2 separate regions of the Homo sapiens genome follow, and region 2 is linked to region 1. Evidence: read pairs that join two places in POLR2A ChIA-PET (ENCODE). Cell type or tissue: PC-3. All regions are shown on one strand. Each heading gives the region's core, and the rest is flanking DNA. Links, peaks and the distances in the headings are about the cores only. Region 1 holds the start of LOC105378813 (a long non-coding RNA gene). Region 2 overlaps LOC107985018 (a long non-coding RNA gene).

Region 1 (4,400 bases), core at 229-4,228:
GGTGGCAAAAGTCTTATGCAGAACAAACTTCTTTTTAGGCTTTCTTTTTCATATTGCTTCTTGCATGAAATAGCAAGGCAAAGAAGTGCAGACTTACAAATCTCATTCATTGAGTATGAAGTATACAATATATATTATGCTCTTACCATATGCCTTCACTGTTTTACACACTGTGGATACTATTGTGTCTGGAATTGGTGGGTTCTTGCTCTCACTGACTTCAAGAATGAAGCCGCAGACCCTCGCGGTGAGTGTTACAGCTCTTAAGGTGGCGCGTCTGGAGTCTGTCCCTTCTGATGTTCAGATGTGTTCGGAGTTGCTTCCTTCTGGTGGGTTCGTGGTCTCGCTGGCTCAGGAGTGAAGCTGCAGACTTTCGCGGTGAGTGTTACAGCTCTTAAGGCAGCGCGTCTGGACTTGTTCATTCCTCCCCGTGGGCTCGTGGTCTCGCTGGGCTCAGGAGTGAAGCTGCAGATCTTCGCGGTGAGTGTTACAGCTCATAAAAGTAGCATGGACCCAAAGAGTGAGCAGTAGCAAGATTTATTGCTAAGAGCGAAAGAACAAAGCTTCCACAGTGTGGAAGGGGACCCGAGGGGATTGCCAATGCTGGCTCGGGCAGCCTGCTTTTATTCTCTTATCTGGCCCCACCCACATCCTGCTGATTGGTAGAGCCGAGTGGCCTGTTTTTTCAGGGCGCTGATGGGTGCGTTTACAATCCCTGAGCTAGATACAAAGGTTCTCCACGTCCCCATCAGATTAGTTAGATACAGAGTTTCAACACACAGGTTCTCCAAGGCCCCAGCAGAGCAGCTAGATACAGAGTGTCGACTGGTGCATTCACAAACCTTGAGCTAAACACAGGGTGCTGATTGGTGTATTTACAATCCCTGAGCTAGACATAAAGACTCTCCACGTCCCCACCAGACTCAGGTGCCCAGCTGGCTTCACCTAGTGGATCCGGCACCGGGGCTGCAGGTGGAGCTGCCTGCCAGTCCTGCACCGTGCACTCACATTCCTCAGCCCTTGGGTGGTCAATGGGACTGGGCGCCGTGGAGCAGGGGGTGGTGCTCGTCAGGGAGGCTTGGGCCGCACAGGAGCCCATGGAGTGGGTGGGAGGCTCAGGCATGGCGGGCTGCAGGTCCCGAGCCCTGCCCCGCGGGAAGGCAGCTAAGGCCCGGCGAGAAATCGAGCACAGCGCTGGTGGGCCGGCACTGCTGGGGGACCCAGTACACCCTCCGCAGCCACTGGCCCGGGTGCTAAGTCCCTCATTGCCCAGGGCCAGCAGGGCTGGCTGGCTGGCTGCTCTGAGTGCGGGGCCCGCCAAGCCCACGCCCACCCGGAACTCCAGCTGGCCCGCAAGCTCGGCACGCAGCCCCGGTTCCCGCTCGCGCCTCTCCCTCCACACCTCCCTGCAAGCTGAGGGAGTGGGCTCCAGCCTTGGCCAGCCCAGAAAGGGGCTCCCACAGTGCAGTGGGGGGCTGAAGGGCTCCTCAAATGCTGCCAAAGTGGGAGCCCAGGCAGGGGAGGTGCCGAGAGCAAGTGAGGGCTGTGAGGACTGCCAGCACGCTGTCACCTCTCACTATGGGAAATGAGGATTCTTGATATAATAGAGTGTATATTTTGGGGAAAAGCAGAAGTGAGATGGAAAATATAAGGATTTCAGATAAAGGCATACCTCAGAGATAATGTGGGTTTGGTTTCAAACCACTGCAATAAACTGAATATCACAGTAAAGTGAGTAACACAATTGTTTTGGTTTCCCAGTGCATATTGAAGTTGTGTTTACACTACACCATAGTCTATTACATGTGTAGTAATAGCACTTTGCCTATGAGGTAAACATGTACAAAGGTCAGGGTGGAGGCATGACTAACACAAGATGTTAAGAATGATATGAACGTGTCTTTGCTATTTCTGCCTAATGACTCAGTCTGATATAAAACCCTTTCTTCTGGTAAATGGTGGCATAGAGTATGGGATAGTGTGATAGCAAATTTGACCTTTTATTAATCACAAAATAAAAAACCTCTAGCTTAAGTTTGGAGATTTCTCAAAGAACTTAAACAGAACTGTCATTTGATGCAACAAACCCATTACTGCTTATATACCCAAGGGAATATAAATTATTCTGCTGTAGAAACTCATGCACGTGTAAGTTTGTCACAGCCCTTTTCACAATAACCAAATCATGGATTCAACCTAGATGCCCATCAACAGCAAGGACTTAAATGAGGCAAGAGGGTGCTAAACATTGAATACACATGGATACAAACAGGGGAATCATAAACACGAGGACTTACTTGAAGGTGGAAGGTAGGAGGAGAGTGAGGATCAAAAAACTACCTTCAGGTACCATGCTCACAAACTGGGTGATGAAATCATTTGTACACCAAACCCCAGTGACACACAAGTTACCCATGTAACAAACCTGCACATGTACCCCCAGATTCTAAAATAAAAGTTGGAAGAAAAGAAATTAAAATTAAAAATCTCTAGCTTAAAAAATTCTGATTATAATTTTAAAATATAGTGCACCAATTTTATAGCTGATACTTGGCTTTGCATTTGCTATTTTGATTTGAGTTTCTCTGATTATTAGTAAGTATGGACATTTATTTACAGAGTAATTAGCTACTTCTATTTTCTTTTGTGAATTATATGCAAGCATACCTAAGAGATATTGTGGGGTTGGTTCCAGACCACTGCAATATAGCAAATATTGCAATAAAGAAAGTCACATCTTCTTTTGGTTTCTCAGTACATATAAGCTATGTTTAAACTATACTGTAATCTATTAAGTGTGCAATAGCATTGTGTCTAAAAAATGTATATACCTTAATTTAGCACATTTTATTGCTCAAAAATGCTAATAATCACCTGAGCCTTCAGCTCAGCCTTTTGCTGGTAGAAGGTCTTGCCTTGATGTTGATAGCTGTTGATTGATCAGAGTGATGGCTTTTGAAGGCTGAGGTGGCTTTTCAATTTCTTAAAATAAGACAAAAGTGAAGTTTGTCATATGAAGTGACTCTTCCTTTCACAAAAGAGAGTCTCAACATGCAGTGCTGTTTGGTAACATTTTATTCACAGTATAACTTTTTTCAAAATTGGAATAAATCCTCTCAAACTTTGTTGCTGTTTCATCAACTAAGTTTATATAACATTCTAAGTTCTTTATTGTAATTTCTACAATGTTCACAATATCTCCATCAGGAGTAGGTTTTATCTTTAGAAACTACTTCCTTTGCTTATCCATAAGAAGCAACTACTCATCCATTCAAGTTTTATCATGAGATTATAGCAATTCAGTCACCTCTTCAGGCTCCACTTCTAACTCTAGTTCTCTTGCTTGTTACTACCATATCTGCAGTTACTACCTTCACTAAAGTCTTGAACCCCCTCAAAGTCATTTATGAGGGCTAGCCTTAACTTATTCCAAATTCTTGTTAGTGTTGTTTTTTTACTTCCATAAATCACAAATGTTCTCAATGACATCTAGAATGGGAAATCCTTTCCATAATGTTTTTAATTTCTTTTGCCCAAATCCAACAGAGGAATTACCATCTACAACAGCTATAGCCTTACGAAACATATTTCTTAGATAATAAGACTTGAAAGTCAAAATTACTCCTGATCTATGAACTGCAAAATAGATATCATGTTAGCAGACATGAAAATAACATTAATTCCTTGTACATCTAGATCAGAGGTCTTTTATGACTAGGTGCCTTTTCATTGACCAGTAACACTTTGAAAAAAAAAATCTTTTTTCTGATTTGTAGGTCTCAACAGTGGGCTTAAAACATTCAGCAAACCATGCTGTAAACAGATGTGCTGTCATCTAGGCTCTGTTGTTCCATTTATAGAATACAGGAGCACAGGCAGACAGGATTTAGCGTGTTCTTAAGAGCCTTGGGATTTCAGAATGACAAATGATCATTAGCTTCAACTTAAAGTCACCAGTTGAATTAGCCCCTAACAGAGAGCGAGAGTCAACCTGTTCTATGAAGCCTGGCATTGACTTCTCCATGCTACCCATGAAAGAACTAGCTGGCGTCTTCTTCTAATACAATACTGTTTTGTCTACATCGAAGATCCGTTTTTTATTGTAGCCACCTTCATCAATTATCTTTGCTAGATCTTCTACAGAACTTGCTACAGTTCACCTTGGAGAAGTTGAGGGAGACATCAACACTTGCTGCTTTACCTTGCACTTTTATGTTAGAAAGACAGTTTCTTTCCTTAAATCTCGTGAAGCAAACTCTGCTAGTTTTAAACTTTCCATTTGCAGCTTCTTTACCTCTCTCAGCATTCATAGAATTGAAGAGCGTTAAGGCCTTGCTCTAAATTAGACTTTGACTTAAGGGAATTTTTTGACTAGTTTAATCTTCTATCTGCAACACTAA
Region 2 (4,400 bases), core at 101-4,100, 100 kb after region 1:
ACATCTGTCATTTTTTTTTCTGGATGAAGTATTGTTCTTGATTAACTATCTTGACTGAATTTTGAGGGGAGCACTTTCGAAGGCTGCTGCTCGGCTTTCCCTGAGATAGCTCTTTCTCGTTGGGTGAAGAAACCAATGTAAGGATTTTACCAGATACCAAATATGTCTCTTCTTGGACTGTATACATGTCCACTCTAATGCTCTACCCTTCATATCAAGATCAACTGAAACCCTGTATCCAACAGTCCTCAAAAATGTCTGAGCGATCCCCTTTTCCCAATTTAGAATGGCCCAGAAGTACCTTAGCAGGAAGAATGAGGGTTAACAGTTGGTGTATTTTCTTGCTGTAATGTTGCAAGGTCTTAAGTCTTGGAACTTATTCTTTAGTCAATAATGATTTCAGATATGAAAATAGTCTCAGTTATAGAAATACGAATATTATTTATTTAAGGCCGTCACCCTTGGCCTCCTGTATTTTAAAAAGCTATATAGACAAGCAATACACTTGATGGTTCCCCATTTACCTAGAAATAAGATATTCTATTAATTATCTCCATTGCTCTCAGCAGATCAACATTTCCCTGCATCCTGGTTGTCACTCCAAACTCGCCTTCATCACATCTTACCTTGCTTCCAAAGTGCCTATTATCTTGGGATCCTCCTATTCCAACTGTTGGTAGGGCACAGTTATTTCCCCCTCTTAGTAGGTTTGGCACTTATCTGCCTGATTTCTTGTTGTGATTTAACCTATTTTGTCATCTGGTTATGAGGAGGGAAGGTAGGATTAAATACAGATGTTCTGTATTTAATAGTAAATACAGATGTTCTGTATGTTCTCTGGCAAAACAGAGACCTCTGCATCATCTTTAAGCAGTAGCCTTTAACCAGGAAGGGTAGGCCACTTCTGCAATCGCAGCAAATTCAGAGTATCTAAAGATTTGAGAATTTTAACACATAAACTTAGATGTGCTTAACCCATTTCTCACCTGGACGTGGCAGGCTTGCTAAGATGGAAAATGCAACTTCCTCTGGAGATTTGTTATGCAGATGATTAAGCACTGGGTTGACATCTGCTTTCCAACCATAGAAGACAAAAATCCTTTCTATGTTATCCAGTAGGTCCTCTGGCTTTCACACGTAGCTTGTAATTGGTAATTAATCTCAGCCTTCCATTGACTTTCTCCAGTGTATATAGGTTCCCCCTCAGCAATAGCCATCCAATGACATGACTTTTTTTTTTTGAGACAGGGTCTCACTCTGTCACCTAGGCTGTAATACGATGGTGCAATCTCAGCTCTAATCACCTCCTAAGGTCAAGCGATTCTCCCACCTCAGCCTCCTGAGTAGTTGGGATTACAGGTGGGCACCACCATGTCCAGCTAATTTTTGTATTTTTTTGGTAGAGAGGGGGTTTCAACATGTTGCCCAGGCTGGTCTCAAACTCCTGACCTCAAGTGATCCTCCCACCTTGGCCTCCCCAAGTGCTGGGATTACAGGCATGAGCCACTACACCTGGCACACCGTGACTCTTATAATTACAATTTTCCTCAAACATCTCAAACACCTGAGACACTGCTCCCAGCAGTACATTCCTTCCATCAGCATCCTATTCTAAGTCCAATTCCCCACTGGTGGAAGTTTTATCATTGCCTTGCTATGGCATGTCAAGAGCTAGCCACACTCCAACCACTAACAGTGATGGTTATAGTCAGCTGATTTGTCCAGCTCCAAAATTCTATTTTATGGTCTTCCTCCTAACACCACTCCCAGTACCAACTAGTTCAAGTTGGGCTCTCCCAGTAAACAGATACTGAGATTGAGATTTGTGTGCAGAGGTTTATTGGGCAGTGCTGTTAGGAACAACTCTGAGTAAAGCAAGGGGAGGGAGAAGGATTGGAGGAAATTAAAATGTGATATCATTGTGAGTGTAGCCTTAGCTCATCCCATTGGAACCTCTGAAGCTGAGATGATCCTTCGGAGGTAACCTAAATAAAGACCAAGGGCCAGATCTTTGTATTACCACATTAACTACTCACTGGATGAGGGCTACCTCTGGGGGGTGGCATAAACTTGGAGGTGGCATGTTCCTTTACGTCAAAAAAGCCGTTATGGAGCCCTTAACCATCTTATGCTCATGGGATCTCAGAGAATGAATATCTCAATCATACTCAAAGAGAGTACTTCAAAGGGAGATTTGTGTGGTACAACACAGTATCCACTACACTATCACTTAAAGCCTACATCAAATTCCACCTTTGTACTTCCAAGCTGAAAATATCTTCATTTTCCCTCTGAATTCCCATAAAACTTTGTTATACTTTTCTCATAATACCATCTTCAACTACATTTATAGATAAATCTAATCTTTCCTTTTATATTTAAAATTCCTTGGGTTCAGACTTTGTGTGCAATTTATCTTCAAGTTTCTTACTAAGTCTATTTCTGTACTTTCTCATTGTGTAATCAATAACTGTTTTATCTTACAAATTTCTATTCATCTTCAAATCTCAGCTTACAAATCATTTCTTCAAGAAACCTTCTCTAAACCCCCAGACTCAGGAAGATTATACATGTTCATAACACCTTGTACTTGTCTATCATCACATTAATTACAATTATATTTAATTTGTCACAAAAGTAGTTATTTAATAGGCTTCCACTGCTAGAATAAAAGTTCACGAAGTCAAGATCCAGGTCTCCCCTGTTCACTACTTTACCTACAGAAATTAGCACAATGCCTGGCGCATAATTGGCTGCTAAATAAATAGTTATTGAGCAAAAGAATGGATGAACTAATGAATGAAGAGGAGAGTCTCCTTCAATATGAAAGTAAAGAATAAAAATTAACAGTCACTCAACTAGTGGCCTGAATTTTTTCATGAGCTTGCTTTCCTCCAAAGATCTTTCTGGGATTGCACCAAGGGGCTGCTTTCTTGAGGTGATAAAAGGATCAAAGTATTTCAGGCATTTGGATTGCAGGACAGAGCCTAGTGAGACTCCAAAGGGGTTGGCCTTCTGGAAGACAACATGAGGAACTTGAGATTCTGAGATTTAAGACAGGATACAGAGGTACTTCTATACGAATGATGAATTTGGATAGTAAATATTAGTGTTGAAGCCAAACTCTGTCTTGTTTGCTATCTGACCCCATCCATCACCAATGATCAGAGGACTGCATTTGAGTCATCTCAAGACGTTTATAACTAAGCCACCTCACTGTGCTATTAGAAAACAAGAGAAGTAATTACTGCACAGGGCTTTTCTGTCAAGTTCCTTGAACAGATAACACTGAAGCCAGAAAGGATCACAAGCACTCTCTTTCCTAGCCTCATCATGAATTTTCTGTCAGGATTGGTTCATTTTATACTCGGTTTTATATATGGGTAAACATATTTATTCTATGTGTTCATGCACCAATATTTGTTATTTCATTTTAGTATTTTTTAACTTCTTGTTAAAGAGTTTGTGTTTTGGCATGAGGTTATATAAGTTCAAATCCTGTCCAATTAGCTATCTTCAAAAAACCACTTGGCCTCAGTTTCCCCATCTTTAAAACAAAAGATAACAGAAAAAGCTACCTCAGGGTTATTGTAAAGAACAAATTAAGAAGTCAGTACAAAAGCGCTTTGTATGTGGTAAATCCCCACCTCCATGATTAGCTGTGATAGTGACAGGCCATTCTCAATACAGGACATTGTTAGGTATTTATGCTACGGTGGTGGGCTTCCTTCTGTTGACAGTTTATTTGAGGCAGGTAAAAATACCATCATAACCTAAATGATTACTTTGTTCAACAAACGTGCTTCAGAAGGAAGCACCTAGTATTAGCATGTGCTAGCAAAGGCACTCAATAATTGACTGCTAACTGGTTGATGTTCATGAAAATCAGGCAAAAATTTAGGAGGAATTTTCAGTTGTTATAAAGCTGGGTCATTATCAAATGTTACTTATCATGCCTCATTTTTACACTGTGTATCGAGATTTAGGAAAATAACTGGCTAGCTTTTCTCAAACTACATATTCAGACGTAGTTTTAGTTTTTGTTTTTATTTTTTTTTTTAATTTCTTAATTTTTTTTTTCTGTTTTGTTTTGTTTAGAGACAGGGTCTTGTTAGGTTTTCCAGGCTGGTCTTGAACTCCTGGCCTTAAGTGATCCCCCTAAGGCACAGGAATCACAAGCATGAGACACTGCACCTGGCCTGGTTTGAGTTTTCTCATAGTCATATTATCTATGTTTTCATGTCATTTATTTATGAAGAAATTCTTACGGCCCACAGGTCTGATTAAGTTCCTGCTAAGGGAATCTTCTGAGTAACTTTGCCACTATAGGGAGCCCTTTGGCTTTCTGACAGAAGAACTGAGAGTAACTCACAGGCCAGGCCTTGGCAAAGCTACTTCCT

What was found. ChIA-PET counts read pairs that join two places held together with the same protein. Peaks named below come from ENCODE experiments on the same cell type or tissue, not always from the same donor. Only the 100,000 strongest peaks of a DNase experiment are listed, where the experiment ranks them.
Region 2: POLR2A ChIA-PET joins it to region 1 with 7 read pairs; 3 of 35 experiments call an interaction of 5 or more read pairs at or near these places.

Annotation. Positions count from the first base shown.
Region 1 is chr1:81,177,601-81,182,000 of GRCh38, forward strand. LOC105378813 (a long non-coding RNA gene) reads right to left here and starts at 247. Exons shown (of 2, transcript XR_947531.2): 1 at 147-247. In PC-3, for the core only: no CTCF peak of the experiment used is centred there; a DNase peak (open chromatin) is centred at 1,831; H3K27ac peaks cover 722 bases.
Region 2 is chr1:81,279,344-81,283,743 of GRCh38, forward strand. All of the region lies in intron 1 of LOC107985018 (a long non-coding RNA gene), which reads right to left. Among named protein-coding and RNA genes, the nearest start is that of ADGRL2, 520 kb to the right of the region's middle. In PC-3, for the core only: no CTCF peak of the experiment used is centred there; no DNase peak of the experiment used is centred there.